4 separate regions of the Mus musculus genome follow, and regions 1, 2 and 4 are each linked to region 3. A link is a loop called in an ENCODE intact Hi-C map of the cell type or tissue named here. Cell type or tissue: left cerebral cortex. All regions are shown on one strand. Region 1 overlaps Gm30687 (a long non-coding RNA gene). Region 2 has its middle 210 kb from the start of Sec23a. Region 3 has its middle 7.2 kb from the start of Gm30687. Region 4 overlaps Gm30687 (a long non-coding RNA gene).

Region 1 (8,000 bases), 82 kb before region 3:
ACACATGTTCTCATTGGCTTAAAGTTACAAAGATATATAAGGACTTCATTACTCTGAAGAGAACAGGGACTAAAGAGAATTTTCCACGCTTTTGATTCTGATATTGTTGTTTTCTTGGTATTAACTGCTGTCCACTGCTTTGGCATTAAATTACTTGTCAAGGGAAGGGTAGAAGATATCAGTCATAACATGGATGAAAAAGTTAGGAGTTCTTTCTTGGAGTGTACTTTCTTGGTAAATTGAATCTACTTACAGTTAGCAGACCAACTTATTTGACTTCTGAGGAGTGACTCCCTTCAAAATAGCTTTAGGCATGACTCATTGTAATGCCCACTAATGTCATATCATCTAGCAGAACAAACAAAATAGAGCCAGGGTAGTAAGTGCTTATAAATAAATAACTTTAAAAATTGGACTGGACAATTTTTCTTGTGAAACACGTAGGAACAGAGTTACAGGCATGACATATAGCCCATTAAACAAAAACTTGACAGGGCAAGGGAATACATATAATATACATTTATATATTATATAATCATATAATATACATCATATAATACATACACTATTATATTATATATTATATATCAAATATTATATAATTATATATAATTGAACATTTAAAATGTATACATTTTATGTCGTATATTATATATTATATAGGAAATATATTTTATATAATAAATATAATATATGTTTATATATCTAAGGGATAAAATTTGGGATTGGTAAAAACCTGTTGTGGCTCTTAAAGAATTTTTCCCCTGACATATCTAGCCCTGATATCCATTGTGAGCTTAATGAAAGCATTTGATTCTAACAATATAAATAGGTAAGTTCCAATAAGTAGATAGATTGCAAAGAGCACATGTATATCAAAATAAGAGATCAGCAAGTAATGATTAATAAAGCTCTGAAGATGTTCCGGAGATTCAAACATGATGGCCAACTTTCTGCTCTCTATTGTGCTAAAGAACACCCAAAAGTCATTATAATATCTGGCTTTTGGGCATTACATTTCTAACGTCTTTTAGTAGAACTCGGAACGGAAAAAAAAAGTACAGATCCAAAGATACTGTCAGCATGAAAAAACAGATCAGTAGGAATGAGCCATTGTGCCTGGGGCATATGCTCTTCTTCACTTATGGATTTCCTCCTGGTCAAAATGGGTCTCTACTACCAACCTCAACTCTACCTTAAGATGATCACAGGCTACACACACATGTTGGAAAAATAGAAATGCAGAAAGAATGAATTCTTGGTGTAGAAGTCTTTGTTACTTTTGTAAAATTTGAATTTATTTTTAGCTATGCATAAAACATTATACTTAAGTATTTATAGAGGATAATGTGATGTTTTGCTACAAAAATCTATCAGATGTTTAAAACTAAATGAAAACTTATACACCATATGTGATTAACGTTGCTTTGATAATGATCTGGACATGTGTATATCTGTTCTCCCAGCGATGAGGAGGCTGAGGCAGGAGAGTCACGAGTTCAAGTAGAACTTTTTTAGGTCAGAATCCTGACAAGAAGACAGAATGAGATATTTTCTAATGATCTGACTAGACTAAAGGGTTTAACTGATAGAAGACAGTAAAAATCACAGCAAGTAGGAAAAGAGTGCTGTACCATGCATATATTTATGTATATGTGTGTGTAGAGGGAGGGAGGGAGGGGGGAGAAAGAGGAGAGAGAGAGAGAAAGAAAGAGAGAGAGACAGAGAGAGAGAGAGAGAGAGAGAGAGAGAGAGAGAGAGAGAGAGAAAGAAAATCATCTTAAGGAAGGGAAAATATTAAAACTTTGCAAGAGGTACAATGATGGGAAGGAAACACCTGCCAAGATGTAGGAAGATGAGCAAGCTGCTGCCTATGCCCCAGCCTGGCAGATAGGATATGTGGGCTGTAAACATCTGCTCTGTTTTTCTCTATGCCTTCTGATATTATTCTGGAGCCTTGCAAAAGCCGCACTGAAGCTAGAAGGCAAGAGGAAGCCTGGGAGTACATGTCCCAGGTTAGTAACCTGGGGGTACAGATCAAAGTAGAGAAGGCAGAATTGGTGTTAGTGAGCCAAATTAGAATAAACAAACAAACAAACAAACAAAACCCCTCCAGTTCAGAGCTCAGGACTTCCAAACCCGGTCTAGCTGACGCTGGGTTAAAGCAGTGCTAGATAGAACTCAATGAAAGACCAACATCCAGAGGTGGCATTTGGGTGGGGCCTTTGTCGTTGAGCCCTAAGCTTCCTTTCAAATCCCCTTTGCTGCTCTGGTCCTCATTTATCTCTGCTCAGATGCAGATGAACTGCTCTCAGCCACTCAGTCATGTCTTCTCAGTGTACTTGCCATTCTCCTTATGGGTAGCAGTCCTCTTAAGTCTCCCAACCTAAGGGCCTTGGCAAGGGCACTTCTTCTGTCCACAAGGGCAGTTATTCTTTTGGTATTCTACAACGCCTAATGCCTGTGTTATTCATTTGGAGTGCATCTTATAGTGCCTATTAATAGTTTCCTTTAATCTTTATTCTGTCGCAACGTCTGAGTCATCAGTGTGAAAAATATTTCTTTATCTCGTGATAATTTTAAAACCCCAGAATTCCGAGGTCACCTTGAGAAACAGGAGTTAAACAATTCAGAAATATCTGTCCCTGGTCATTAGAAGTATTCCAGGAGATTTTGCCAATCTTGAATTAGAGTTTAAGGATCAGAGGATGGTAAAGTAATGTATTCATCCTCTACTCTAGTTAGCATAGTGCTTTCTATTAGGTGGGTGTGTAGTAGTGTTTGTTGATTGATTGTTTTGATTTCCTTACAACTTGTGTACAGGGACAACTTGTTATCAGTAAAAAATGTCAAATTCCAAAACAGCATTTTTTTTTTTGTTCCAGCATCTTCCTTTTTTGAGAATATGATACAGTTTGAATTTGATCTCAAAATACTGTCCTTGTAACAGTAAAATGAAACACCATGCTGAAGTCAAATGAAATAAAACGGTGTCTGAGTACTGCAAAGCAGAGAGCTGGGAGCAGCTGACTTCTGCACGCTGCTTCTATAATGCTGGCTCATTGACTTAATGATCACGCCATGCGTTGGGCTGCTGTATGCTCTTTGCCACTTTGTTAGAGAGGTTTGTTCTCACTGAAGGGGGAGGGGGCTGCAATGCCAGCATCCGGCTCATAAGCCTGAATTTGAGTTGGGAAATTCAGAGTAATTCATTATTTATGCTCTCCTGCTTTGTCCTGATCCTTCCTCAACTTAGAAGCGGCGCACATTCTTCTCATAACCCTTTTTGTGTTCATTTTCAATCCTATCTCTTTCCTGCATGAGTTACTCACTACAATTCAGTCTTTTGCAAGCTTTGCTAACACTGTTGGTTCCCAGCATGCTGTTAGGGCTAGCGATGTGTGCTCATTAAAACTTGCTCTAAGAGAAGTCGATTAACAGGTTCTGGTTGAATAGAGATTTTCTTAAAATTTAATATATATGTTTTAAATGTGGGTATTTGACATGGGAGTTGAATGCTTTAAGGATTTACATATTTAACCCATGGCCAAATAAATGATATAAAATCTGTTTTAGTAGATTAAAAAGAACATGCAATCTGTTTATTTAGTGGGGGAACAGTTGCATCCCAGGCCAAAGGACATTGCTGGAGCATAAGAAGGTTGCTCATTTTACACTGATGTTTCTTTGAATTTTAATGCTGTCTAAAATGATTTCATCTCAAGTGAATGTGCTAAAAAAGCTCAAATATCAATTGTCCAAGGGATAGTTAAGAACACACACACACACACACACACACACACACACACACACACACACGTATATACATATGCAACTCCACATGCACACATATACATAGAGACAAACCACACTTTCCACATACACACATATACATCTCTCTCACACATACACTCAATTCAATCCACTCTCCCACATATTCTATAAACATTCATACCCACATATACATACCCACATATACACACATCACACTCACTACACATATACATGCACACACACACACTATCCATATACCCCCTACACATACATATCCCCCACCCACATGAATACCCCCACATATATACATATAAGCAAACAAGTACAACATTCCCCACACATGTGCAGACAGACACATCTCTCCCAGGTATACACACAAACACAACAACCCCAGATACACAAATCGTGCTCTGTATCCCATTAAACCCATGCACACACACACTCACACACACACACACACACACACACACACACACACCTCACACCCCCTACACACACACACATGCAGACACCATACTCATCACACCTCCACATATGTACGCACATGTAGGCACACACACACAGAAACATTCACACACATACGTTCTGAAGCTGGCACACATGAGGAAGGTGACTGACAGGTTACCTTTAGCTATTAAGTGATACACAGAGGTGGACTACTTGCTATAATCAAAATTGAAAACTCAGAACTTTGACACTTCTCGTCAATTTGATCTTTCTCACTTCCACAGGCTGATGATGGTGACGGTTTTATTCGACATTAGAATATTTAGGAAATGCCTTAATCTAGAAACGTGACAGCACAAATTGGGCGTAAGATGTAGGAAGAACAAAACCCACTAATGATAGTGACTGCATGTCTTAAAAGCCTCAGCACAGTCCATTTTGTCCCCCTGTGCACTTCCCTGACTACCCAGAATAATTATGCTCTGGAGATTAAGGAAGAAATGTTAAACTTCAAACCCTGAGGGAATTTCATGTTTCTATGAACAATTCTCTCCTGTTGCTCATCACTTAATTTGAAAATGAAACCAATCTTAGTTCTCTCTAAACCAAGGTTTTACTATCTTCACTAAGGTGAGCTACACATACAAATTTATTCCAAAAATCCAACCGCAAGCAACCTGAGATTCTGTATTCATCTATGGGTCTGTATATACTCATATATGGGTATATACTCACATATGGGTATATACTCACATATGGGTATATACTCACGTATTACTACTGTCCAATATCTTTTTGTTGGTCAGGTCTTGGTGTGGGAAGGGACTTGCAGGGCCTCTCATGGCCGGGCTTATCAAACCAGAGCTTATTCTCATAAGGCTGAGACAATCAGACAATACCATTCACTTGGGGAAATAAAAGTGACAATTGGTTTCTCCGATAGCTTTGAAACAAGAGCATGGTCCCCGTGAGCGAGCTGATAACCCTAAATAACTGTTCCTGGTCTAGTCCTCATTTTCTTCCTGTTTGGAACTATCATCCATATTTAACAGTTGAAATAGCACAGTCATTGCCTTATAAACATTCATTTTTTTAAACTTCAGGCAGTTACCAAAGACTATTACTGACTGTTTTAAGGTATTAAGAAGAATTTGTTATATTGTCTGCCTCTATAAACTTGCTAACTGAATATATATATATATATATATATATATATATATATATATATATATATATTTGTGTGTGTGTGTGTGTGTGTGTGTGTGCGTGCACAGATATCATAAAGCCAAATCTAATAGTCTATAGTGAGTTACAATAATAGTGAGAAAGCATAGGCTTTTCAAAATGTTGATAGATAATATACTAAAAATATTACCATCCTTTTCTTTTCTGTCTCTAACAGATAACCTAAATTGACTTGCTTTGGTGATGGCTTTTATTGTAGTCATTGCCATACAAAATTTCTAGCCTCCCCCTGTTTTGCCTAAAGCCAGACCTTATTTAGAATATTATAAGTATTAATTACAGTGAAAAATGATTAAAAGAGAATGCTAACTGGTCAAAGTGTTAGAATAAGTGCCAACTGAGAGTTCTGTCCTGAGTGGGATAGCTCTCTCACCCTGTCTGAAGTTCAGGGCACATCACAGAAGCTGTGATGGAAAGACTGGAAGAGCTAGGCAATAGGAAGGAGTGCTATGAGATACAGTCTTCTGTATGTGACATGGCTACTAAAGTCCTGAAGATACTAAAGCCCTGACCATCTGTAGAAGGCCTATGTGGGGCAGGAAGAAAGTCATGAAAGGAGGAGAAAGAGTATGTGCGAGAAAGACAAGCTAAGCAGGCTCAGTAGATATATAACATAAGGCACATGCAGCTATGATCACAACACATATGCTTGTATGAGGTCAAAAACTTTAAAAAAGGTACTAAATATCATTGTTTCATTGGATTGTATGGATTCATTTTGTGAAAACAAGTTTATGCAATTGGATACTGGAGTAGAAGAGACTCTGGGGTAGCAACTCCTGGACTCTACATGGGAAGTATACATTGTCTGTGAAGCTGTCTGACTCACAGGGACCATGTGTGCTGGGCCTCACAGAATAAATCACTGTGAACAATATATAAATGAAAGGGTGGTCATAGCCCCACATTCCAAAACAGCCCAGGCAGAAGAGTGTCAGTAACACTTGAGGGTAATGACACCCATGATCAGATTTGATTGACAGAAAATGAGCAAGTGTATTATACTTTTACTTATGGGAATTCTTTTTTTTTTGAATTCTTTTTTCTTTTTGACTTTCTGACACAAGGTTTCTCTTTGTAGGCCTGGCTAACCTGGCTATGAGATGCAGTCTTCTGTATGTGACATGGCTACTAAAGTCCCGAAGACACTACAGATTGTAGAGCTGATTGCCCTCAAATTCAGAGTTCTTCCTGCTTCTGCCTACCAAGTGCTAGGATTACAGACATGAGCCACTACTGCTATTTATGGTAATTCTTAGACAGGATTTTATGTTTGCTGCATGCCTCAATTTTCTAGTTTTTTCTAACAACTCCAACAAAGATTTGCCTTATGGTCTGATAAGAATTCTGGGATGATCGCTGCAATGGCTATTCTTGGTTGTCAACTTGACTGTATCTGGAATGCACTCCAAGCCATAAATAGATATACCTGTGAGCTACATTCTACTTGGTTTGAAGAGGGTGAATCCACTTCTAGTCTAAGCCTTTGGGGTAGGAAGACAAACCTTTGATCTGGATCTTGTGGCTGGAAGACATACCTTTAATCTGGTTAAAAGCCTATATACGGAATGGAAGAAGGAAGCATTCACTCTTTGTCTGAATGCCCTTGCTAGCACATCCATACCTTCACTGGCATTGGAATCCACTTCTTTGGGACTCTGGCATTATACAGAAGACCAGCCGAGATGCATCCAGCTTTGTGGCACTGAGCAACTACTAGATTCTTGGACTTTCCATTCACAACTAACCACTGTTAGATTAGTTAGACTGCAGCCTCTAAGTCATTCCAATGTATATATATATATATGCATTTCATGTGTTCTCTGACTTTAGAGAACTAATACAGGCACCAAAACATTTTGAGGCCATTGCTGAGAACTTTCTTTGCATGGATTCTTGGAGTAAAACAGTGAATTTTGATGAGGCTGTTTTTGAAAACTATTGGGAAATTATGCAGTCTGGACAAGAAAAAAAAAGAGAGACATTGCATTTTCTGTTGTGTTTTCAATCAAATATAGTGCTGTTATATTTCAAAACAATAATTTGAATAGGAGAATTTCAGCTGATCTTTAAAGTCCCTCTGCTAAAGAATTATTAACGAGGTGAAAGGGACCTGGAAGCAGAATCCTGTGGTAGGTGGTAGGGGCAGTATTTGTGAAGCTCCTTCCCTAGATATAGGACATGATATACGGACCAGGCAAGAGGCCTTCAGAGTAAAGACAGCTTTTAGTTTCAGAGATTCAAGTTCTGAAGCTAATGCTTAGAAGAAGGAAGGGCTGGATTGCTGGGCATACATTCAACATACCCAGCAATGGCTGGTGATTCTGACATCCCTTGAGCTCATATTATTTCACAAGTATAATGAAGATAACACTTAAGACATGATTTAGCAGCTTATGTATTTTGAAAAGGGCTTTGTGCTTGTTTGAGAAAATGGACAGGTAAGTGTTCTAAAACCTTCATCAAGGTGAGCTTAGAAAGTTGGTTCGAGGCCGTCTATTTTCAGCATCTTAGGGAGGCATGTGGATCTAGAG
Region 2 (8,000 bases), 370 kb before region 3:
TCTTTGGCACATGTGTATGGAAGAGACACTGGGAAGCTCACAGCAGAGCAAGGGGAAAAAAAAACCCCACATTTGTTTGGGATGAGGGAGTTTGAGTGGATACGAAAGAACTCTTAGCCAGCTGCTTGTTTTGGTTGAGCAGAATTTGGTGAAAGGAGTTTGAGTTGCTAGGAAAACAAACAAACCAACCAACCAACAAACAAAACACTACCACCACCACAACCATAAAACCAACAAAACCCTACTTTTCTTTTTGAAAAGTTGATTTATCCAGGAGGAACCAGGAAGTGAAAATTGCTGCTTTCACACTATTCTCTACAGAAATATGAATAAATGCCACTCAGCCGAGTATTGATTAAAATAGTATTTGTTCAGTTCCGACTTTATCACATGGTGCGGTAAAGCGAGGATGCTCACACAATGTCCTTTTAAATCTGTTCATTTCTTTATTGTACACATGAAAGTATACAAACAAATCGGGCCCTGAAGGGCTGCCCTATTCATTTATTACTTATGAACACTAGGGATGGAGAACACTGTGATCAGAGACAGTCTGTTCCCTTGGTAGTGTTGTTTAAAGGAAGAAAACAATACAGAAATGAGAAATTGTGCTATAAAGTGAGAGAATGGGGCTCAAGGCAACTGGGAGCAATTGTCAGGCTGTCACTTCAGTTGACATCAGCTTTCATTGACAGTAGAGCTAGAATCTCAAGGTTGAAGGGTTGTGCTGGACAAAGAAATGGGTGGCCCTTCTAGGTAGAATAAAGCTGTCAGGAGTGGAGACGGATGAGTTAAATGTAACACTCCCACCTCTCTCTTTAGTGAAATTGGGATGTTGTCACATGAATTAAGATCACCCAGTCCAGGTCACCCAGGCTGGATTTGAACTTGCTACGTAGCTGAGGATGCCCTTGAGTTCCTGATTCTCTTGTCGAGGAAGAGATTGCAGATGTACGCCAAGAGGCCTGACTCTTGGAGCCAGAAAGAGAAGAGATTTGTCTTAGATGTGAGTGGAAAGATTGTGTACAGATCCGACCGAGACACTGCCGAGGGAGTTAAATCATGGGGGGTGGGGCACATCACAACATCACAAATATTTGTTGTGTTCCGGTTGAATTTTATCTGCCCAAATAAGAGAAGAGGAAAATGGTGCCGGAAGAAACTCGGGGAGAAGGGAGCAAAGGCCAGACATTCAGGGAAGGTTTGGGCCCTTAATGGTTCATGAAAGGGATTATCAGGAACACATCTCTAATAAAAGAGAAGCAATCCAAACACCAAACCCTGCGCTGTTTACCAGCAGGAGATTTCGCTGTACTGCAGACAGTGTGGACTTACCCCCCAGAGCAAACACACAACTGCGTGTGTGTTTTCCTCCACTCAAGGCTCTGGAAATCAATTTCGAACCCATAAAATAGAAGTTTCCCAAACCAAATCCGCTATAAAATTTACCTCCGTGGAAAGGCCGTAGCTGTTACAGGAGGGCAGGATGATAGATCAGGAAGGCTTTTCTGTTTAAATATTTAAATAGATTTCTATTTGAACAGCTAAATGAAATCAAGCTCACTCTTTTATCTCAATAATTAAAAAGAAAATTGCTGGGCTTTCTTTGCCAAATGCTTAGGGCCGATTTCCCCCTTCCTTGAGCACCATTAGGGTACTCAAGGGTCTCCGCGTTGCTTCCGTTTTTTATTTTGGGGGTGGGGTGGGGAACAGTTCAAGGAGCCATTCAGTTAAGTCCCATTTCCTGGACAACAGTGGGACAGACTCCACTGGCTTCCTAATGAAGAGCAGATAGGCTTAATCATTAATTGCCAGGTTAATGAGGCTGAACCATTACTCACAGGGCCTGTCTGGGAGAGACAACCGGAGCTGTGGCTCCAGGGAGGACAGCCTTAGGGCTCAGCATGTTTCTTCCTGTAATTGGCAACTGGGAATAGGCTTCTCTCTGTGACATTTGCATCCGAAGGCACCCCTTTTACTTGCAAGGCAGGATAGTTTTAATTTTGAGTTTAGGACTTATCTATGTCCGTTTCCCTTGGCAACACTATCTATGACATTTTTGTTCTTCGTTTTTTTTTTTTTTTTTTCTTTTCCCATTACCATGTAGTTCGTGGTTATTTAAAAAAAAAAATAGAAACCAGATAAATGATACAAAAATTGAACTAGGAGTAGCTTAAAAATTGGCCATCCACTCAAGAAAATCATTAGCATTTTGATTATTCCTGTCGCTGTAAAACCCACAACTCGTCTCTTAAATGGAGTAAGAGAAGAGTTTATTCTGGAGCCACTTTGAGGGACCGCGGTCCAGGAAGGCAGATTTAGGTTACCTCAAATTCCACGTTCCAGTGTGGAAGCAGTTTGTTTCATGATGTTTTAAAGTTTACAGAACAGAGGCGTGAGTCAGGGCAAGTTTAAAATACCCTGGTGGGAACATCTGAAAGGCGGAGAGATAGGGGAAGCTTTGCCACAGATCTTTGCTATCTCATGACATTCTTAGCTTTTGGGTTGGTGGAAGCCAATGGTCCAATAAGTTAATAGATTCCAAAAAGATTTCCATCTCCTCTCACAAGATGTTAGTTTCAACACAGAAGTGGTCAAGGAATGGCTGCTCTGGATGGCTAGAAGTGGTCCAGGATAAGGATATGAAACTGTGACACACTCCAAACTCTCCTTAAGAGTGAGATTCTGATCAGTTTCTCCAGACATGGCTGCTTCTCAGTTTTCAGTCACAGTTCCCCACGTTGGCCAAGCATCTCATTTTGTGCCTGCAGACGCCACATGTTATTTACTAAATATTATAAGGTTCCTTATAGCTAGGAGAAACTTGACTTTTTGTCTTGTAGTTACATGAATATGAAATATGTTATTCATAACATTAGAGACATACCACCTATATGTATGCATAACCATCTACCTGTACGCAAAGGCATACAGGCACACAGTGCCATGCTGTTTTAACATAATATATTATTATGTTTAGGTGAGTAAATGAGTTTTTTTTTTTTATAATTTTGTAAGATGGAAGATGGTGACATAACTTGTTTGAAGCTCTTTGCTTTATGTAGGATCAGGAAACCCTGCAGGAATTAAGGTTCTATATTTTCCGCTATAGTTATGGGGTGTTTATGAAAATTAGTGGCATGATACCTTAAGTTATGAACCTAATGAAAGTGAAGCAAAAATTTCAAACATCTCAGTGCTCCATATTAAAAAAAAACCCAAACAAACAAACAAACAAACACCTCCCAATGACACAGATATACCAGATTATTGCCTGGCTGGTATTCCATCTGATCTTCATGGACTGTAAAATGAAAGTTAATATTTTTCACATGTGATCGTCTGTAAATAGTTATGACTACGCGGTGATCTGGTGCCTAGCAAGGTGTGGGAGTTAGAAGCATTAAGGTTTCTACACAAAGGGGCTCTTTGCCCTGTAGGCACCACAGCTGTGCTTGCTGAAAACCTTACCAGCAGGGGGCGCTGTACTTCCAGGACATAACCCAGTCTTGTCACATGCTCTGGAACAGTTGGCAGAGCTTTGAATGCTGCTGTAAGAGCTCACAATTCTGCAAGCACAGAATTTTACTGGAAAGTTATAGTCTCTCATGAAATGTCATGAGTTTGAAGTCCTCCCATCAGAAGATTGGGGCAACAGAGCAAAAATGAAAAACATTATTTAATAAAAATTCACTGGTCGCTTATAATTGCCACACGGTAGAAACGTCACTCTCGAAGGGAAAATCCTCCCTGCAGACCACTGGGAAATAAAGACACAAGGGGCGTGTTTCCCAAGTGTACGCCAACAATGATGTTGATGGTTCTGTTGTGACCTGGGGAACCCATACGATTTCCCTGGAGAAGTCACATTTGAAATGAGCTTGCAGTGACCAGGAACATAAGGACAGAGATATGGAAGAATTCCTAAAGCAGTTAAAAAGGAGCAATGGTTTGACAAAGATGATATACAAAGTTTGGTGATCTTGCTTTCTATTACCCCAAAATGTAAGCTTGAATTTCTAGAGTAGAATTGCACAATAAAAACGAGAAAGGCCGATGGTTAGTGGAGCTTATGCTGTGGCTTAGGACACGTGGCCAACATATGATACATTCATTAGATGAAACCATCAGCACAGATACTTCCCAGACGGTTCAGGTCCCATTGCCTTGTATTTCAGTGGCTCCAGTTGGCTACTCCCTGTCCTTACACACACACACACACTCTCTCTCTCTCTCTCTCTCTCTCTCTCTCTCAGATACATTTACTCACATTTTCTCAAATACTCTCTTATGTACACACACTCGCTCACACACATGCACACACACATGCACACATATGCATTCACACACTCACACATTTACACACACACTCTTTCTCATATACATGTTCTCTCACGCACATTCACTCACCCACACACTTTCTTATACACATATATTCTCTCACACACATTCACTTTCTCTCACCACAGGAACACATAAAGAGGGGTGGGGGAGGGGAGGGAGAATTTCTTTTGACAAACATGGGAAAGGTAAGATAGAGAGACCTTCTTCACTCTTCATGTCCTGATTGTCAAAATTGGTGGACATTTGTAAATCACCATCGCCTAGAAAGAAAGAATCAGTCTGAACCTCACAGTTTATTTCTAGAGCTATGAGTATTTAAAGTTCAGTTTCCAATAAGTATGATTCACTGAAGCCTGTGGTCCTCAGGAAGGTAAATCAATACCTGTCAGTCTACCCCAGGAGTTGGGCTTGGTGATGATGTTGTAAACACTTTGCTGATAAAGTGGAAAAAGAAGTACTTCTCAGGAGGAGGAGTCAGTTGATTGCAGATCTGGGCAGGGTTATCCATCTTGAAGCTGCTATTTGGACAGTTACCTGTTGCTCTAAATCTTCCCTGTATTGGTGTGTGTTCCCAAGGGAGACACTGAAATCTAAGGCACCTTCTGCTGTGAGAAGCAACTTTCATTTCCTTTTCTTATGGTGGTTGGTAGTTTTGCTGTTTTCTAGACAAAAGAGATGGAATGTATGGGGGAATCTTTTGGCTCTAAGTTGTGTAAAATTTGTGGCCTTATTTTGGGTTTAAGTGTAAGTGACAGCCCCTGCAGAGTGTCAGGAGGGGACAGTTCCAAGGCACCTGTTACTTTGATGAAGCACTGATGGACTTTGTCAGTTACCTGAAGAAATAACTTCTCTTTCCTGGGAAGTGGAACTTACATCAGAACTGGGCATGTTGTAGCTTCTAGAGTATTATCAATGTTTATTTTTGGCTATGTTCAAATGTGTGCTTATGTCTTTAAATGTGTGTCCATCTACTTCACAATTGAGATTTTTTTTTTTTGGTTTTTGTTTTGTTTTGGAGGGTGGGAAAGGGAAGAAAGAATGAGAAATGATTGGGTTTGAATAGGCAAGCAAGAGTGCAGAAAGAAGCAATGGCATTAAACATGTTTGAGAGACAGTAATTGTAATGGTGAGCATATGAGCAAGACAGCTGCCTGCAGCATATATGAGAAACAACCCAAAATGTGCAATAATACTTGGTTATCGATCTAGCCCAGGATCCTCAGAAAACTGTGCCTATCCTAGCTGGTTCTTCTCCTTCTCCTTCTCCTTCTCCTTCTCCTTCTCCTTCTCCTTCTCCTTCTCCTTCTCCTTCTCCTTCTCCTTCTCCTTCTCCTTCTCCTTCTCCTTCTCCTTCTCCTTCTCCTTCTCCTTCTCCTTCTCCTTCTCCTTCTCCTTCTCCTTCTTCTTCTTCTTCTTCTTCTTCTTCTTCTTCTTCTTCTTCTTCTTCTTCTTCTTCTTCTTCTTTCAACTTGATACAAGCTAGATTTATCTGGAAAAAGGAACTTCAATGGAGAAAATATCTCCATCCAATTGCCTGACTGAAAGTCAGTAGGGAATTGTATTGATTAATGATTTCTATTTGAGGACCTGGCCCCTATAAGTTGTAGAAAACAGAAAGCAGAGTAAACTATGGGGAGCCAAAGAGCAGCACTCCTCAATTTCTTTCCTCCTCTTCCTCCTCCTTCTTCAGATTTATTTATTTATTTATTTATTTATTTATTTATTTACTGCACACTGTAGCTGTGCAGATGGTTGTGAGCTATCATGTGGTTGCTGGGAATTGAATTCAGGACCTCTGCTCGATATGGCCCAACTTGCTCTGGCTCAAAGATTTATTTATTATTATATGTAAGTATACTGTAGCTGTCTTTAGATACACCAGAAGAAGGCATCAGATCTCATTACAGATGGTTGTGAGACACCATGTAGTTGCTGGGATTTGACCTCAGGACTTTTGGAAGAGCAGGCAGTGCTCTTAACTGCTGAGCCATCTCTCCAGCCCCTCTCTTCAGTTTTTGCTTCCAGGTTCCTGCCTTGACTTTTCTTCATGATGGATTATATCTTAGTTAGGGTTTTACTGTTGTGAACAGACACCATGACCAAGGTAAGTCTTATAAAGGACAACATTTAGTTGGGGCTGGCTTACAGGTTCAGAGGTTCAGTTCATTATCATCAAGGGGGGAGGATGGCAGCATCCAGGCAGGCATTATGTAGGAGGAGCTGAGAGTTCAGTATATTCATCTGAAGGCTGCTAGCAGAATACTGACTTCCAGGCAGCTAGGGTGAGGGTCTTAAAGCCCATGCCCACAGTGACACAGCTACTCCAACAAGGCCATACCTACTCTAACTGGGCCACACCAAACCAAACCAAACCAAACCAAACCAAACCAAACCAACCCCCCTTGGGGAATGCTCTTGTGCTGCGAAGAGGTCTGAAACACGAGCAGGCACGCACTCAGTTTTGTGAAATGCTTGCCCAGAGGGTATAGACTCAGCAGTCTCCTACAAGGGAAAGAAGAGGAGGCGCAGAAAGTCATCAGTGTTTGCTGTATGGATGTTCTCTATCCTGTGTGGCCCTTCCAGATACATGGCTTAGCAGCGGTGCAGGAGAGTAAGCCCATGATGCTAACAGTCCCAGTGCAAGGTGATCCCTCCACCATGGTTGAGATAAGACTCAGGCCTGTGTGCAAGTGCTCTGCCTCAGAGCTACGTCCTGCCCTGGGTCACGGTCTTATTAGTAGTGACTGGTAACACTCAAAAATCTTGGTTGAACAAATCCAGGCAGGAACACATGCAGTTTGGTACAAGGTAAAAATTAAATCTTGCTTTTCATTTTATTTTATTTCTTGGTCTGCTATCCAGTGGAGTAATTTAATGCCTATTCTGAAAATGCAAGTTTAATAATTGTAATTTAATAATTTAAAGCAGTTCAACTCTGCCCACTGTTAACTCTCTTCAGAAACAGCATATACATGTATCAATATTATTTTCAAAAGAACTGTGTTTAGTCAGTACTTAACATTTTTTAAATCAATAATTGAGATGCAATTTGAGTATTTCTGTAACTATTAAAGTAACTCAAAAGCTGTCTAATTTAGAAAACTCCAGCTATATATTAAGGCTTTTATCCTGTACCTTCTAGCAAACATTTCAAGAGGAATAACTCTAATATTTCCTGAACTATTCAGGGAAGAGCAAAGCAGTGGGTCACACAGCTCATTCTCTGTGGACAGCCTAACCTTGATGTCACACACAGGGGAGCATGCACACAGCAGACACAGACTTCTAGGTGGCAAAACAAGGAAGCACTCCTCCCTGGAAGGCTGGGGGGACAGGCTGCTCAGAACCTGCACATTGGGGGTGCTCTGGCAGTGACAGAGGCTCATGGAAGGCTGACTCCCTTCTTTGTGAGTGTGAGGACTCCTTTCTAGCTGCTCTCCCTGTGGCTCGCAAGATCTCTAAATGTGCAGGCCCAGCTCAGGGCTCTGCTTTCACCTCTAACTCAGCAGTGTACACCAGGTGCACGAGGGCAGTCTTAATCCTTCCAAATGCGCATGCTCAATCGGAACTCTCTATTTCCCCTTCCAAACTTGCTTCATCCTCTCTGTTAGTCAAACACCAACTGCTCAAGCTCTCACACAGGGATCACGCTTGAC
Region 3 (8,000 bases):
TAACTTGAACACTAATAAAAGTTGAGACAGCAGGAAACTGAGATTCAATAGGGTATTTTTATTTGCAGCGTGTGTGTGTGTATGTGTACACATATATTCACATCTATATGAGTATGCAGAATTCAGAGGACAGTTTTTTGGAATTAGTTCTCTAAGCCCACCATGTAGACCACAGGTAGAAACTCAGGTTTCTCAGACTTGGTGGTAAGTCTCTTTATCTGCTGATCTATCTTGTCAGGTCCGTGTTTACATTTTTATATGGGGTTGGCAAGGTCACAAATGGTATGGTAACACAATAGAGATTGGGCTGGGCCCTACCTTAAATTGAGGGGAGACATGTGAGAACAAGTATTTTGTAAGTTATAACTAAGTAGCTAGTGTGGTAAAACTAGCATGTAACCCAGCTTTACTTCCATCGGGCTAATATATCCGTCTGACCATAGTAAGCCAGGTGGAAACATTTGACTGATTTCCTTCCATTTAATTTTTCATATAATATTTCAGACTAGCAAGAATAAAATAGTATCCACCATCTAGCTATTTTCCAGATTTAACATCTGTTTAACAATTTGTCACAGGTGCATTTTATCTCCCTGGCAAAGCAATGCCTTGTAATCACAACTGAAATGCAATTCAGTTTTATTTCACTCCACAGATAATCACTATGCCAGAGTTGGAGTATGTGCTCCTGATATTATTGCATGCCACCCTTTTTTTCTGTCACTCTTTATAAACAATATGTTTAAATATTGCAGATGTTTGACAGAGGCTCTTTCTATGTAACCCAGGTTGGCTTCAAACTCACAATCCCTCTGCCTCAGCCCCCTGAGTGCTAGGATTAAAGACACGGAACAAATACTTAACTAACTTGTGTGTTGTATACATGTGTTAAACTTATAGAATTCTACATGTATGTGATTTACAGTTTCTCTGGTTGTTTCATCCAGCATTTTTTCATTGAGATATAACAATGTAGATATATTTTAAATTCCGTTTTCTCCTCTAGGTGTGAATAGGTAATATGAAGTAAATCTATTTACTCCCTTACAGATGGGTCATTCCCATTTGTTCAACTCTTGGTACTGCCATGAATAGCTTCATTCCAGTCTGGTTTGGAAACATTCAGAGCATCCAGTCAAAATTTCTCAAGAATCTGTCTGCTGTTGCAGGTTCGTATATCTGATTCTATTTGAATCTCTTACTTTAATTTTACCCTATGGATATTTGGGTGACTACATCCCTGTTATAACTTTACATGCTTAAGACAAGGACCAAATATTTTTTAATCAAGTGCTATACTGTTACTCTTGATGGTGAAAAAAGATCAGCTTGAAAACCTAGCTCTCTGGAAAGCAGTATGTTGTGCACAGTAGAAGGTTTTATTTAAAAAGTTAAGTCCATTGCTCAAGGCATCTTGTATTTTATATAGTTGCACTAATCTTAGTTTTAGCTTGTGTTAGAAAAACAGGAAAATTTTTTTCCTATTATTTTTATTTTAACCAAGCTGTTCCTGTTTGTTGCACCAGTAGTTTGTGCCCATTAAATTTCTGTGATAAAATAAAGCATTCCATAATTTTCTTGAAGGAAAGTTATTCTATAGTAAAGGTCATTAGAAAATTTAGAAAAACAAATTAGCTTGAAATGATCTTATACTGATGTTTGGTATCTCTTGTATCGCTTGATTGCGGCTGACACCATTAACAGGAACATAATTCTAAGTAAACAAGTATTTACTGGGTAAATTTAAAATATCTCTAGCCCAACTAGATTCTCGTTTATTAGAAATGTATTTCATCTGCCCATCACACTGCAAGGCTAGCGCTACCCATCACATCACCACTGTAATAAAAGCCGATAGAAACCCCAGGAGAAGGGACATCAATTCCTGATGTTTGGAGAGGAAATAGCTCTAGTGTTCTGCTGCTGAGTCCCTGTAGGAACACAGTCCTGGGATGGCAGTGAGCCGCCACCGTTCAGAACCTTCCTTCAGTGGTCACAGTGAAGCACGGCTGCTAAGAAACTAGAGATTTGACTCCAATGGCAATTTCTTCTCATTCCTCTGAGGGGACAGCAGAAAATTTGTACAATTGACTTCCATTCAAATTCTAGCCATCCTCTGTGCATCGACTAGATGCCTGTATTGTCTCCTCTACTCTTTAGAGTGTATATTTAGAAGCAGTGAGGACAGGTATACATACCACAGTGAATGTTTGTTTTATAAACAGCAGAGAAGATCTTGAAGAGCACGGACCTTAGTCTAATCTAGCAGAATAAGAATGTTAGGACAAACTTTCAATGAAAGAAAAATTACATTTATCACATTGAAAATATACATTTAAACTGTGATGTACATATCCTGTGTGTGGCTATAAAGGTCTGTGGCTTAAGAAAATTCTACAGCAAGGAATTTTTTCTAAAAAAGCCCATGCATTTGCTGATAATAAGGCAAATAGTGTTCATGTTTTCTTTTTCTTTGAATAACTAGAATTATTGAAGTAGTTATAACTTTTCTGTTTTAGTTGTTATGGGAATGAAGATTTCTTGATTTCTCTATCTACTGTGTCCAGCATATACCTAAGGTAAGGGCATTCTTTAAAAATGTTCTAGATATTGTCATCTTTCCAAAGTCAAGCAAGATACCTCATGGATTTATCAGAACTCTTTCATACTAAGAATTAATTCATTAATTGAAACCCTGCAATGATTTCTTAGTAGGTTGAGACCAATAGCTTCCTACATGACATACCCTTGGGAGAGCTTATTTATAAAAGCTTTAGAACATATTTTATAAATTATTCTCCAGCTAAGTGTGTTGGAGTACAATATAGAAGTGTCTTTAATTCTCAAATGCTTAAGTTTCTTTTCTTTTTTTTTCCCCCTTGTATGGATCATCCTTTGGGAATCCCTGCCTTGAGGGAGATATCACCCTTTCTAGCCTTGGGATCATTCACATGTCAGCATCAGGCATCTTAATCACTCAGCCTCCTGAGTTGTCCAAGGCTTCGGGCCAGTGTGCTCTGACCTACTTGTGTGATCTGACTTGACAGATGAGCTTAGTTTCTCTCTGCTATCTTATTTCTTGTCACCCTAGAAGGAAGCTATAACTGTTAAAATTCCAATTAGGAGTAGGAGTCCAAGCGCTCCTTGATGGTGCCAGGTAAAATCAGTCTATCAGCGAGTGAAGACATATGAAATGTTTAAAGCCTTACCTGGCACTAACTGAATGACATCTGCTACTGGAATTCTCCCACAGTGAGTCAAATTAGTAAGTAACAACTATGAAAAGGGATGGATTGGAACCATTCCCACCCCTATCCCACAGCAAAGTAGGTAGAAATTCAGGACAAGCAGTGGCTTGGGAGTGTTTTCTTCCTAGGGCTATATATATATATTTGATCTGCTCTGAAAAATCAAAGCAATACCTTTGTATTTGTTCATTCCTTCATCAGCTGGCAATCTGCTACTAGCTAGAGAAGATATTTTTCAGTTGTGGAAGTTGTAGGATAATGGAGTCTCTAGCCCAGCAGTTTTATTTTAGAAAGCCTGTACAGTTTGCACGTGTAAAAATAGTGCATCTATTGAATCCCAGAAGGGCTTGATTTCAGCAACATGGGCAGTTCTGCAGAAGTGCACACACAGAGCGATTGTTCTAAAAAAACGAGCTCTTGGAAAATGTCAGAACATTCTACTCCAGCGTGGTCATTTGCGGATGATTTTTCATGTTGTGTCTAGCCTTCTTAATACCAAGACACTCTTTAAAATGCCAGATACCCCCTCCAAAAATACACATGAATCAGTCATTTGCATTTTCTCATAAAGCTCTCGCCTTTTCAAAGATCACTGGCTCTGAGACAAGGGCGCCTTTCTATCTCCTCACTGAGAGCCAGTCACTCAGAACACCATATAGTTTCCCTAATTTATTTATGTGCGTGCATCATGGGGCACTGCTCTTTCCATGCTTTGGAAGACTGAGAATCTATTAAGCATTTAAATATCAGCTGTCCTGTCCCTAATATTTTATGTAGCATGAGGCAGAACACTGTGACAATCTACTAACACTTTCCTCTGATCAGTCTCATTCTGTTGGGAATAGACGTGGCCCTTTTCCTTGTCTATTAGTTGGCTTCTATTGAAGATTTTTTTTCCTCATCTCTTTCAGTTCCTACCCACCATGCCCCCTTTGTGTCTCCTTGGCTCTCTCATCTTCCTTTGTTCTTTCTTTTTCTGGTCCATTCCCCTCTTGCTTTTTCTCTTGCCCATTCCTTATTTCAAGACCGCAGCTCCTTTTCAAAGGCAGATGCTGTGGAGTGAGGGAAGCAGAGCTGTTTCCTGTGCACTATGGATGGTGCATCAGGTTTACTAGGCATGGTGCAGCATGTGCACGAGGCATGGTACATCAGCTACACTTCTTCTTTGGTGTCTTTCTTCTTGACCAATTCAATGCTTCACCTTCTGGAATAGATCAGTCCTAGACACCCGTGTGTTCCATACAATTGACAGCAGGGCCTTTACAACTAGGCAAGGTGACTTAGCATCTTTGAGGGTTTATTTATAGTATAGATGACCCAAAGCTTTCTACCCCATCATGCCTGTTGAGTGCCCTCAGCTACATAGAAGAAATCCTTTGCTCTTCATCTGACCTTGTGCACTCTGCAGACTATATCATCTCATGAGTCTATAAGATCAGTGCAATCAAAAAAGAAAAAAAAAAAGGAAATTTATGTACACCTACAGCTTGGAGGAATGTGTAGGAAGGAGTGGGTGGCTTGAATCTCAGATGCCTGTCTAATGACCATCCCCACCCCGATCTTTTGTAAGTGAACACCAATAGGCTTAATCTTGAGGGTCTCTTGTGGGTAGTCACCGCTGCTCTCGTTGAGATGGTGATGTCTGTTGTGCTCAGAAAACAGTGTTCTATAGCAGCAAGTGATGTTGAAATCAATTACCAAGTTCCAATTTCCCAGACTGAGACTCAGTGTGTCAGTGACTTTTCTCATCATTATTGTTGTAGTATTTGAGGTTTCAGTTCATCACGGTGGAGAGAGCAGGTATGGTGAAGGATACAGAGGATGGCTGGTCACATTGTGTGTGTAGTCAGGAAGCAATTGGAGATCAGTGCTGATGTTCCACCCTCTTTCTTGATTCTAAGCAGTTTGGGCCTCAAGCTTGTGCAATGGTTCCATCCGTATATTGAATGTATTTTACCATCAGTTAAACTGTTCTGAAAACAATCACCCAGGAGTGTGTGCCCATAATGAGTCTAAATTCTATCAAATTGATAATCAAGATTAACCCTTAATATCACACCTAGAGATAGATAATGCCCTTCAATAAACAGGGAAATAGGCAAGAATGAGGCCATAGTAAGGCTGGAGTAGTTTACTTAGGATCCATGCACTTCCTTAGGCTCCCATGAAGCTCTGAACCAAACTAAGTGTCTTGGGGTGAGAAGCCCTCTGTGGGTACTACTGGAGAAGGACAAACTAATACTCCTTTTCAAGATCTAAAATGAATCCTCCTTTGGGTGGGCCTGAGGGGCTGGAGTTGCATCCCCTGTGAGACTGGCAGCCAGAAGAGAAGTTCTTTATAATAAGGATAAGACAGAAAATAGCCAGGCAGTTTTAGGGTAAAGACTCAAAAATGAAGGGTTGTTTGTTTGTTTCTTTGTTTTTCCTCTATTTTCCAGCCTGGATGGCCAGCCTTGTTTTGGCCAGAGGATAAAGATGCCAGAAATATTTAAGACAAAACGCCTTTGCTTCTGCCCTAGCCAGAGGTGAGGGATGCCAGAAGCAAGGTTTTCCCTTATCTCTTCCCCCTAAAGGAGTCCCTCTTTCCTGGGAACCACACTGAGTATGTGACTGAACCTGTAGGGCAACTGGACACCTGAAATGGAAACTGGACTGACCAGCTCATCCCTTCTCCAGCAAAGCTGGCCACGTCTTATTAACTCCAAGATCCATAATCCATGAACTTCATAACCTGGAGGCCACTGGTCAGTGAAAGTTTACATGACAATGTTCATTAAGCACCTTGGCTTCTGACTTCAAAGTACATCCAAGAGCCAAGAAAGGTCCTGTCATTTTCATAAACACTGGATATCCACGTTATCACTTGTAGGACACACAATCGTCTGTGTGGCATCCTCTGTAACCCCACAGTTTTAAACTGTCAGCAGAATCAAGCTTTCCATTTGCCTGGGTTTTGGTAGTCATAACTCCTAAAGAAGGTTAGAGTATAAACTTTATTTGTGCCATTCCATGCACGTTAGCTATTGAAAGCCTACTGTGTTGGTTGGATAGGGACATCATAAGGATTTTGTACAATCCTGTTATTACAAAAAGTAATATTTTTTAAATTAGTTGGTTATTTTATTTGGGGGATGAGAATCAGATGAATCAGGATAGGGAAAACAGCAGTTCTCATCTGTATGACAGTGACTTCGTCTCTGTGTATTTATTTATAATGGTCAGGGGGCAGAGCTTATAGAATCCTGTCTTACACCAAAGGGAGAGAGAGAGCTGAGAACATTTTTATTTTAACACTCATTCTTCATCATTTCCCTGGGGGCATTTTCATTTCAAATGGTTCATTCCTCTCAGAGCCCCCGTGTCGCCTTAGAAAAAGCATTCACCTTGGGGGTGGAGAGACTCTGCACTGAATCTGATGCAACTCTTTTTCTGGCCATGGAATTTTTAAATGAACTCAGAGGATGGATGGTATTTTGCATTTTATTACCTTATGTTCCACATTTCATGCATAATCCAAATCTCTAAAATGTATTTGCGGTAAAGCACCCTTCCTACATGGAGTGTCCTTGAATAGCACCGAGTGTGCCATCAGGGTTCTAATGCGTGTATCTGAGGCCAAGTCTGAAAGCCAAGAGGAGTCACAGTAGTATTACTGTACGCAAGGATAGACTCTTAGTTGGATTTTATCATAATTTTAGTTAAAAATATGGTCAGACTAATCAAAATCCATATTCTTCATTGCTCTAATGCATCTTTTCTGTCTGTCGCCCCTTTCCATGAGACGCTGACCTGCACTACTTCTGTTCCTGGGCTGCTTGGCCCAGGCTTCTTATAACCATGAGGACAGGCAAAGACCTAACACAAATGGAGTGCGGGGGCTGCCTAGGGGATGGGAAAGCGATTTCTGTCACGGAAGATCACCATTTGTCTTCTTATACCTCTGACTCAGCTGTCAGTCTCACATGATCTCTGGTCAGTGGACAGACAGGGAAAGTGGGGCCCAGCACACTCTTGTGGGGAGCTCTTAGCTTCCTTGGTGCTAACTCTACAGGAAGTGATAAATCTCCAAAGTATTTTTAATGCTTGTAATGGAAGAAAAAACACTTCAGCAGATTTTTTGAGAGACACAGCTTGTGAACTAGAATCTAACATAGCTCACTGGGGCTGTAAGGCCTCTCTGCTTTTCTCTAGGCGGCAGGGCACTTTGGGGTGGAATGGAACCTTCACTAAGCATCTCACAGTGAGCTCTGGACTCATGGTGCTCTGGGCTCACAGTGCTCTGGGCTCACAGTGTGTGCTGTCTGGGTTTCAGAGCTCTGGGTTCACAGTGCTGTCTGGACACTGGGATTTTGTTGCAAATGAGTCTGTTTGGCAGACAGTGTTGTTAGCTTTGGCGTTATGCCTCATAAGAAGCCTTATTTTCATGGAAAAATCAATTTATTGACTTACAAAAATGTTCTTGAATCTGGCATCATATTTTGTCACGTCTTCTGTTTTAATTGTAGAAGAAAGTATGTCCCTTCCCCGCCCCCTGAGGGCTGGAGATCAAGTCCAGAAAATGTCTGCCAATTAGACAAATTCTTTTTACTATCTCTAGCCCACCTAGAATTGTTCAGTCTATGTTTCTCAGTGATTGACTTGAAATATACTTAGTCATCTACTCTTTACATTGGCCTCCTTTATGAACAGGTTTACAGCTAAGGCATGCTAACTTTAACCCTCATTTGTTCCCTGCCCCCTGAGACATTTTAC
Region 4 (8,000 bases), 190 kb before region 3:
TCTTAAGTTAGGTGTGGGAGCTCGTAAGTTCCTAGCCCCTCCAGACTACAAAATTGAAGTACATTGATTTTTGTGTGTGTGTGCAGATACCACAGCTTGTGTGAGCTCATGAACATGGTGGTCCTGCCACATTTGGAAGACATTTTTTGATCTAATCAAACCTGAACTCAGGATCTTACAATCTTTCTGTTCCCTCTTCCACAATAGTTCTTGAGCCTAGGGAGGTATTGGGGGGTAATATAGATATCTCATTTGTGGCTGAGAACTCCACAGAGGTTTGTTTGAACTTTGACCAGTTATGGGTTTCTCTATTAATCACTATTCACTGCACAAAAAACCTGTCGAGGTCTGAGAGATACACTTATGTATTGATGTACAGATGTGGATTTTTTTTTTTTGCCAGATTTACAGTAACAGGTACGTGTTTCCTCCTATGATGCAGGCCTTAAATCTGATCAGAAAGTGCTTCATTATCCCTATAACATTCATGCTACTATTGAATCCATTCTGGTCATTACTGAAGCTCAGAGTTCAGAGAGAGATGGGACCGTTGTTTACATTTTCTCTGAGTAGACCAGAAAACACTTTCTGGTACTATGAAAGCTAGCAGGAAGAAAACTTCCTGCTTAATAAAAAATTGATTTTTTTCATGTTCTATGGTCAAAGTGTGTGGTATCTTCCATGTAGAATCTTATCATCAAGTTTCGGTGTGCAACAAGGGGAAATAGCAATAGCCTGCATTGTTTTGGTAGTCTCTGGGACACTTATGACTAAATCAAGGGGAAGGATCCAACATCTTGCACTGGGCTTTTACTTTGGCAATCTATGGCTTCTTGGGAGGAAACTTATCTTTTGTGTAGGGTAATTTCAATTTAACCCACACACACACACATTTGTAAATGTATTACATATATATATATATATATATATATATATATATACACATATATATTCATGTGGCTTTTACAAATATCCTTAATGTTAGTTATCCCTCCTTACCTTCTACTCTGCCCTTCCCTCTTTCCCATCTCTCCACTTAAACCTTTCTCCTCATATTACTTCTTTATCTTCATATTAACCTATGTGCTACTATCCTCTGCTCTTAAGACCTCTCTGAGAGTGGTCGTTTCTAGTTTCCTAATTACACAGGCATTACAATTAAACACAAAGTTCTGGATATACAGGGATGAAAATTGATCCGTCTTTCCTATTTTGCACACAAATAAATTCCAAATGAACCAAAGAACCTAATGGACTTGAAATTCTGAAACTTAAAAAAGATAAAGATTAAGAAAAATTTAGTTACTGAAAGGAAAACTTAATTGAAGAGGCACCCTACAAAATGGGAGACAATCTTTTCACTTATATATGGCAGAGGATTAGTGTGCAGAATATACAAAGAACTAAAACTGAAACAAAACCTAAACACCAAAACCAAATAAACAAATAAAGAAACCAACAACCTCCAAACAACCCATTAAAATTGGGATATAGATCTAAAGAGTATGGATTTTGGGGAAGTGGGAAGGAGCTCTTATTCACTGCTGTTGGGAGTATGACTCAGTGCATCCATTATAGAAATCATGTGGAGGTTCTCAAAGAGCTGAGATTAAGTTTACCACAAGATCCAGTTCTATCAGTTTTAGGCATATGCCCAGGGGACTCTTTATCTTACTACAGAAATAGTTTCTCATCTATGTTCATTGCTACTCTATTCACAATAGTTACAAAATGGGAACCGTATAGATATTCATCAACTGGTGAATAGATAATGTAAATATGGTACATTTACATGATGGAAATTTCTGGTTTTTTGGGAGACTCAGGTGTGTCATGTGATAGTCTTCTGGAAGCTGTCTACGACAGGATGTTTTATTGATGCAGACATGTGGAAGAAGTTTTGTTGGAGCAGACACATGAAAGGATGTTTCTCTGAGAACAGGCATGAGGTATTTTTCTGGAAGCTGTCTTGTGAAAGGACGTGATTTTTTTTTTCCTGGAACAAACACTTGAGAGGACAAGTGATGTTTAGAAAAAAATATAAATATAACCCCACAGAGAGTGAGAGGATGCTCTGACATTGGTTTGCCTTGCAATGCTTTGCTGGCCTTCCCTGATCTTCACTTGTCATGACTTTGTAAAGAGAAGTTCACCAAAAAAACTTCATATGGGTTTCCAGCTGCTTCTTGCCTCCTCTATGGACTTGTGCAGGTTTGGTCGAGCCTTGTGGTTTCTTCTGGATGGAGCCACTGCTACTGATTAGTGTTTGCTGTTTTTGGACTGGACTGTTAATATCCTGATAACAAAGGTGGAAATAGCTCTAAAGAACTACTTCTAAGTAGGTCCACATCCCCCTTGTCCTATTAACCATCTTCCTCCCCTACCTTAGGTTGCGGGTATATTAAGGAGATTAATGTATTTAAGAATCCTTCTTAAAGTAAGTTTTCAAAAAAATCTAAGCCTACATGGAATATTGTTCAGCATTAAGAAAAATTAAATAATGAAATCTGAAGATAAATATATGGAGTTCGAAGCAATCATCATAAGTGAGGGAACCCAGAGCCAGAAGGACAAGCATGCATGTTTTCTCTCATATGTAGATGTTTGCTTTGAATCTTCAGATACATGTGTGTCATTTGGAAATCTCATAGAGGTTAGGAAAAAAGTCTGTGGTCATGGGAGAGTGATCTTATTAAAAAGGGGGGAAAGTAGAATATTGGATCAGGAAGGGTGAAATGGGGTGGGGGATGGAAAGGGAAAATAAAGGAGGAAATATGGAAAGATATAACACTAATGACCTCCTAGAAAAAGTTATGTGGAAACATACTACTGTAGAGCATCCTAAAGTATATATATATAATGAACAAAATATCAGAATTTTTAATAAAGATTGGCCTAGAACCCAGTGATGGAATTTTAATCAGGTGAGGGAGGGACTATGAAGACATAGAGTTGGATAATATGTTTATGGCTCACACTGACATCAGTGATTTCTGTAAATTTTATTTCTCTGGGCTATGAAAATTTCATGCACAATTAATTCTGTAGGAATAATTCTCTAGCTGTGCATGGCTCTAGGATGTCTACTAATGCACCAAAAATAGCATCCATCAAGTTCCATGTCATTGAATCCTTGGATGACTGAAGGTTTTTCGGAACTGTTCATGGAATGTCAACATTGGCTAGTCATTGCTTAGGACATGTAAAATAATTCTTAGATTGTTTTACAATGATTAGCTAACCACAGAATATTTTCTTGTAAAAAAGAAAGAATAAAAAGAATTCTGTACATTTGGAAGGTGTTTTAAAAGGGATCATTGTGTTCTGGCAGTGGCTGGTAATGGGGTCAAGAGCTCAGCATCTTTGATTCTTTTGACTGTAGAGGATGACACAGACTCCAGCTCCTAGACTTCTCTGATAAAATATTTTTTCACAGCTTTTGAGCAACAGTGAGATCTTAATTATATAGAGAGATTAATGTGGGATTCATTTAGATGCCATTTTTTAATGCAAAGAAATTAAAATCCTCACATTTTCATGTCAAGGAAAGAGGGTGGAAGAAATAAAACAGAACAGAAGGTGGAAGCCAGCTGTTGAATGTCCTCCCTTGATGCATTTTTAGGTCCTGCTCTGGAACTGTGTGTATTGGTCATGCCAGCACAGGGTGTTCATACTCCTGAACAAGTATGGGTTACTGGTAGGTATTTGAGGTTTTTTTTGTTTGTTCCATCCTTCCTTCTTTCTTTCTCTCCCTCCTTCCCCTTTTCCTTTTTAAATAAATAGACCTTCACTGTCCCCCTTCTCTTGATTAGAACCAATGTATTGAAGTTTCTTCCTTCTAACTCTAGTAAAGAATTTTCAAGATAACTCATTCTGAGTTGTCTTTCTGAACAGAACACATGGTGTTGGGCTACATTTACACACACCATAAATAAATGACGAGAAAAACAGCACCACTACCCAACACAGAATTCTCAATTAGAAAGCTGCTTAAATCCTTCTCCAAGGATAAAAATGAAAGTCTGGATTTATTTTAATAACACATTTCACAACTCGCTATTCCCATGATAATCTAATCAGCAATGTCAGACAGCCAGTTTAGCAATTCAAAGGTTATTTCCATTAATTAGTTTTACATTCAAATGGCTCGACTCTCATTGCCATGTGAAAACTAGCAGAGATGAATATGTTGTGCTTAACAAAATAAATAAGTCTGCTGAGTTTGAAAAATGGACTCAATTTGTCTTTTCTCTTCTGGTGGCAGATGCGAAATGACAGCTAAATGAGTGATCAGTCCATTTAAAAGGAAAATGTATATCAATATTGCCAACTGCCGCCATTGAACACACATATATAATTGAATAGGCTGACATACTTCTGTAGGCAAGTGATATAAAAGCGACTAAAATTATGGTAATCTTGATCTATGGTAAGGAACTTTGAGGCCTTGATCATTCATTCACTCGAGATGTTTACAAATGATTTCTTCAGGGCAGTTTTGGCTTTACCCCAGAATACTTTCTTACTACTTTGTAATCAGGAGCCATCCTTGGATGGCTCCTCAAGTTTCTTCAGATCAGGTTACTGTTAGAGCTGCAAAGAACTATTTGACTTGGAGGTCCTCTCAGCCATTGTGAGTACCTGCCCGTTCCTGCTCATGTGGCACTTCTCTCCAGCTGAATACAGGCTGTTTTATAGGCCACCATAGATTGGGTGGCTTCAGCAACACGGGTTGATTTTTCACAGCTCTGGAGACAAAGAAGTCTAAAGCTTGAGGTGTCTGCAGGTCAAGTGACTGAGTGTTGGTGGCACATTTCTAATTGACAGACACCTGTCTTTCGGTTGTATGTTCACATGATGATGAGGAAAGTCATCTATGTTTCTTTTCATACAGACACTGATCTTACTCTCAAGGTTTGTACCCTCCTGGAGGAGTTCCATCTACAGGTCGCATTCTCTATTACTGCTACGTTAAGAATTCAGATTTCACTACACGAATTTGGGCAGATATCCATAGCCCAGCCTGGCATCAGGATCTATGTCAAAGAATAAGGCAATATGGGTGAACAAATGAATGTCAAAAATCTTACTAGAGATAAATGAATACATCTCCGGGAGCATCCTCAGGTGGTGTGCTCCCCCACATTAGTGCTTTCTGTTATTTTTACCCTACAGGCTTGTCTGAGAATCTAATAAATCTTCATAAGCACTGTTCCCTGAAAAGCTCAGATACACACAAATGCAGCCAAACTTTGCACTTATTTTTTGGTATGTAAATGCTTTTCACATGGGCATGCATGGTCATGATTTCGGTTACTTTTATATATACTCACTTATGAGTAAACCCGTTAGACCTTAGAGTACATGTTTCTTCTTCCAGTTGATCATTTGCAACTGCTGCCCTATGGTATGGAGTGAGGAACAGGAAACGAAGACTCTGATGGACATTGTCAGTCTACCCCAGGAAGGTGTAATGATGTTTTGGGCACTGTGCTCATTAGAGCTAAATTGTTGCTCTTTGAGGAACATGTGATAAGTTTTTCTTCAGTACATGACCTAAGACAATTTCCCTTTTGAGCAATTGGATTGATTTTTAATTATAGTAAAACCATCTTTTCTTATTTGAATTTGTTTGCTGAAAAGCATAGAGATAAATGTTTGACTATACCCAACAATTATTCTGTTTGAATTATTTTTCCTTATCTTCATAACTCATGGTATTAGAGAAATAATTTAAATAAAAGTGCATTAACTTTAGATAGTATATTATGTTAAATATAATGTTAAGTGAAACAATGATGAGACAGTACAAAGAACAAGACACCATCTTAGAGACACAGACACACTTCCACATATTTTTGTTAGGAGAGAAAGCAAAGTCATACTACAAAGAGGGAGAGTTTCATCTCAATTCCCTGATATTTAACTGTGACTAAAAGCATGCTTTATTCTTGTAACCTAAAGAGAATTCTTAATCTCTTATCTTTCTGGGAAGGGAATCAAATGTATGATCTAACAATCACAATGTTATCAAACAAAATAATAGTTGAGTCTTCAGAAACATAGCTAGGAGACAGTGGTTAATTTAAGGCCATCATAGAAGAAAGCTACCTCTAGAGTGAATAGCAGCTCTCTTAGTGGAGGAGTGGAGTAGAGGCATTCCCAGAAGGAAGCAACGAGACACAAGAAGAGAAGAACATCGTGTGAGTGGAGAACTACCCTAGGAGAGGCATGTGGCACATGGGCAGGAGGAAAGTCAGACCAGCTCCAATCCAGAATGTCACAACTGGTTTCTCCCCTGTCATGTTCTTGGATAAATACCATCTGGTTAAGGGTATCATGGTATGTGTGTTTGAAGACAGTATTTGAATATGGCTTGACATTCTTGTCATAGAGAGCAGTTAGGTACTACACCCATAGTCTGCTTGAGAAGGCATGAGTCAGTGGTTGTAACTTACCAAGTCCTTGACTAATGTTTCTTTTCTCTCTACTTTCTCTGATTCCCCTTTTGCCACAAAGTCACTTTCTCACCTTTCCATGACTTTTCTGTTCTGACTGAAGCTTTGAACCTTCAATAAATATGGTTGTCTTTGTCCAACTCTTGAAAATTAAAGTTGTATTTTACTCTTATGCAGACATTTGAAAATTCCACTAAATGTAAGTGATTGCTTCTCATCCCTTCAACTTCAAAGTGGCTCATATGCCACAGTTTTCAACACTGGTATTGAAATTGGTAATAGTTTTCTTACAAGGGAAAATGCCATGAAAACATTTTAGGTTCAGTGTGAACTACTTTGAGGGAAGAGGGAAATAGCATAGTATACCACAGAATTGGACCCTGGAATGCCCAGACTATGTGACTATGGGCCATGAAAATGTTACTACTTGAACAGCTAAGTATGAACATCCAGTAGGATGACATATGTAGAACTCCTGGGTTAACTGCGGAGCACATTGCTAAATGCACATAGAAGACCATGGGTGGATAGTCAAGATCACCTGTAGCCATCCTGTGCTGAGAGGCACTGTAAGGACTAGCTTTGCAGTCTTTGAGTTCCTTGGAGGAGTATGGGTTGGAAATATCCCTGTTTAAGTCTTCTCCTTCCCAGAAATATTAGAGGACATATTTCTGTTGTAAAGTATCCCAGGTGGCATTTTGTTACGAAAGTTCTGGGGATGAGCATAGGGTTTAGTGTCAGAGGCTTTAGCAAGAACTGCAATCTATGTAGGTTGTTCAACCCTAAAGGACTCCTCATCTCAGCTCTACTTTTTTTAAATATTTTTTATTATTATGTATTTTCCTCAATTACATTTAGAATGCTATCCCAAAAGTCCCCCATACCCTCCCCCCCACTTCCCTACCCACCCATTCCCATTTTTTGGCCCTGGCATTCCCCTGTATTGGGGCATATAAAGTTTGCGTGTCCAATGGGCCTCTCTTTCCAGTGATGGCCGACTAGGCCTTCTTTTGATACATATGCAGCTAGAGTCAAGAGCTCTGGGGTACTGGTTAGTTCATAATGTTGTTCCACCTACAGGGTTGCAGATCTCTTTAGCTCCTTGGATACTTTCTCTAGCTCCTCCATTGGGGGCCCTGTGCTCCATCCAATAGCTGACTGTGAGCATCCACTTCTGTGTTTGCTAGGCCCCGGCCTAGTCTCACAAGAGACAGCTATATCAGGGTCCTTTCAGCCAACGCTTGCTAGTTTATGCAATGGTGTCATCGTTTGGAGGCTAATAGAACTGAAGACCCAGAAATGAATCCACACACCTATGGTCACTTGATCTTTGACAAGGGAGCTAAAACCATCAAGTGGAAGAAAGACAGCATTTTCAACAAATGGTGCTGGCACAACTGGTTGTTAACATGTAGAAGAATGCGAATCAGCTCTACTTTTGAATTCTGCATTTTCTGCATGATTCCTGTGGGAAGAGGGATGCGGCTCTTTATAACTACCATTATGATGAACAGCAAAGGGTGGAAGACGGAGGATTGTGGA

Evidence for each region. Peaks named below come from ENCODE experiments on the same cell type or tissue, not always from the same donor. Only the 100,000 strongest peaks of a DNase experiment are listed, where the experiment ranks them.
Region 1: it touches region 3 in a loop (5-fold over the local background); 2 of 42 quality-filtered maps call a loop at or near these places.
Region 2: it touches region 3 in a loop (5-fold over the local background); 2 of 42 quality-filtered maps call a loop at or near these places.
Region 4: a loop joins it to region 3, with 2.2 times the contacts of the local background. A loop is called at or near these places in 2 of 42 quality-filtered maps.

What each region holds. Positions count from the first base shown.
Region 1 is chr12:58,508,065-58,516,064 of GRCm38, reverse strand. The region is part of intron 1 of Gm30687 (a long non-coding RNA gene); the gene reads right to left. It overlaps Gm40427 (a long non-coding RNA gene), which reads left to right. Exons shown (of 3, transcript XR_872781.2): 3 at 6,548-8,000. Among named protein-coding and RNA genes, the nearest start is that of Gm40427, 6.2 kb to the left of the region's middle. In left cerebral cortex, no CTCF peak of the experiment used is centred here; DNase peaks (open chromatin) are centred at 1,507, 1,906, 3,125 and 3,273; H3K27ac peaks cover 2,140 bases.
Region 2 is chr12:58,798,097-58,806,096 of GRCm38, reverse strand. No RefSeq gene overlaps it. Among named protein-coding and RNA genes, the nearest start is that of Sec23a, 210 kb to the left of the region's middle. In left cerebral cortex, a CTCF peak has its summit at 3,473 (motif pointing right); a DNase peak (open chromatin) is centred at 3,497.
Region 3 is chr12:58,425,740-58,433,739 of GRCm38, reverse strand. No RefSeq gene overlaps it. Among named protein-coding and RNA genes, the nearest start is that of Gm30687, 7.2 kb to the left of the region's middle. In left cerebral cortex, no CTCF peak of the experiment used is centred here; DNase peaks (open chromatin) are centred at 3,288, 3,574, 6,705 and 7,358; H3K27ac peaks cover 3,088 bases.
Region 4 is chr12:58,616,063-58,624,062 of GRCm38, reverse strand. The region is part of intron 1 of Gm30687 (a long non-coding RNA gene); the gene reads right to left. Among named protein-coding and RNA genes, the nearest start is that of Gm40427, 100 kb to the right of the region's middle. In left cerebral cortex, no CTCF peak of the experiment used is centred here; DNase peaks (open chromatin) are centred at 1,606, 3,632, 3,927 and 4,166.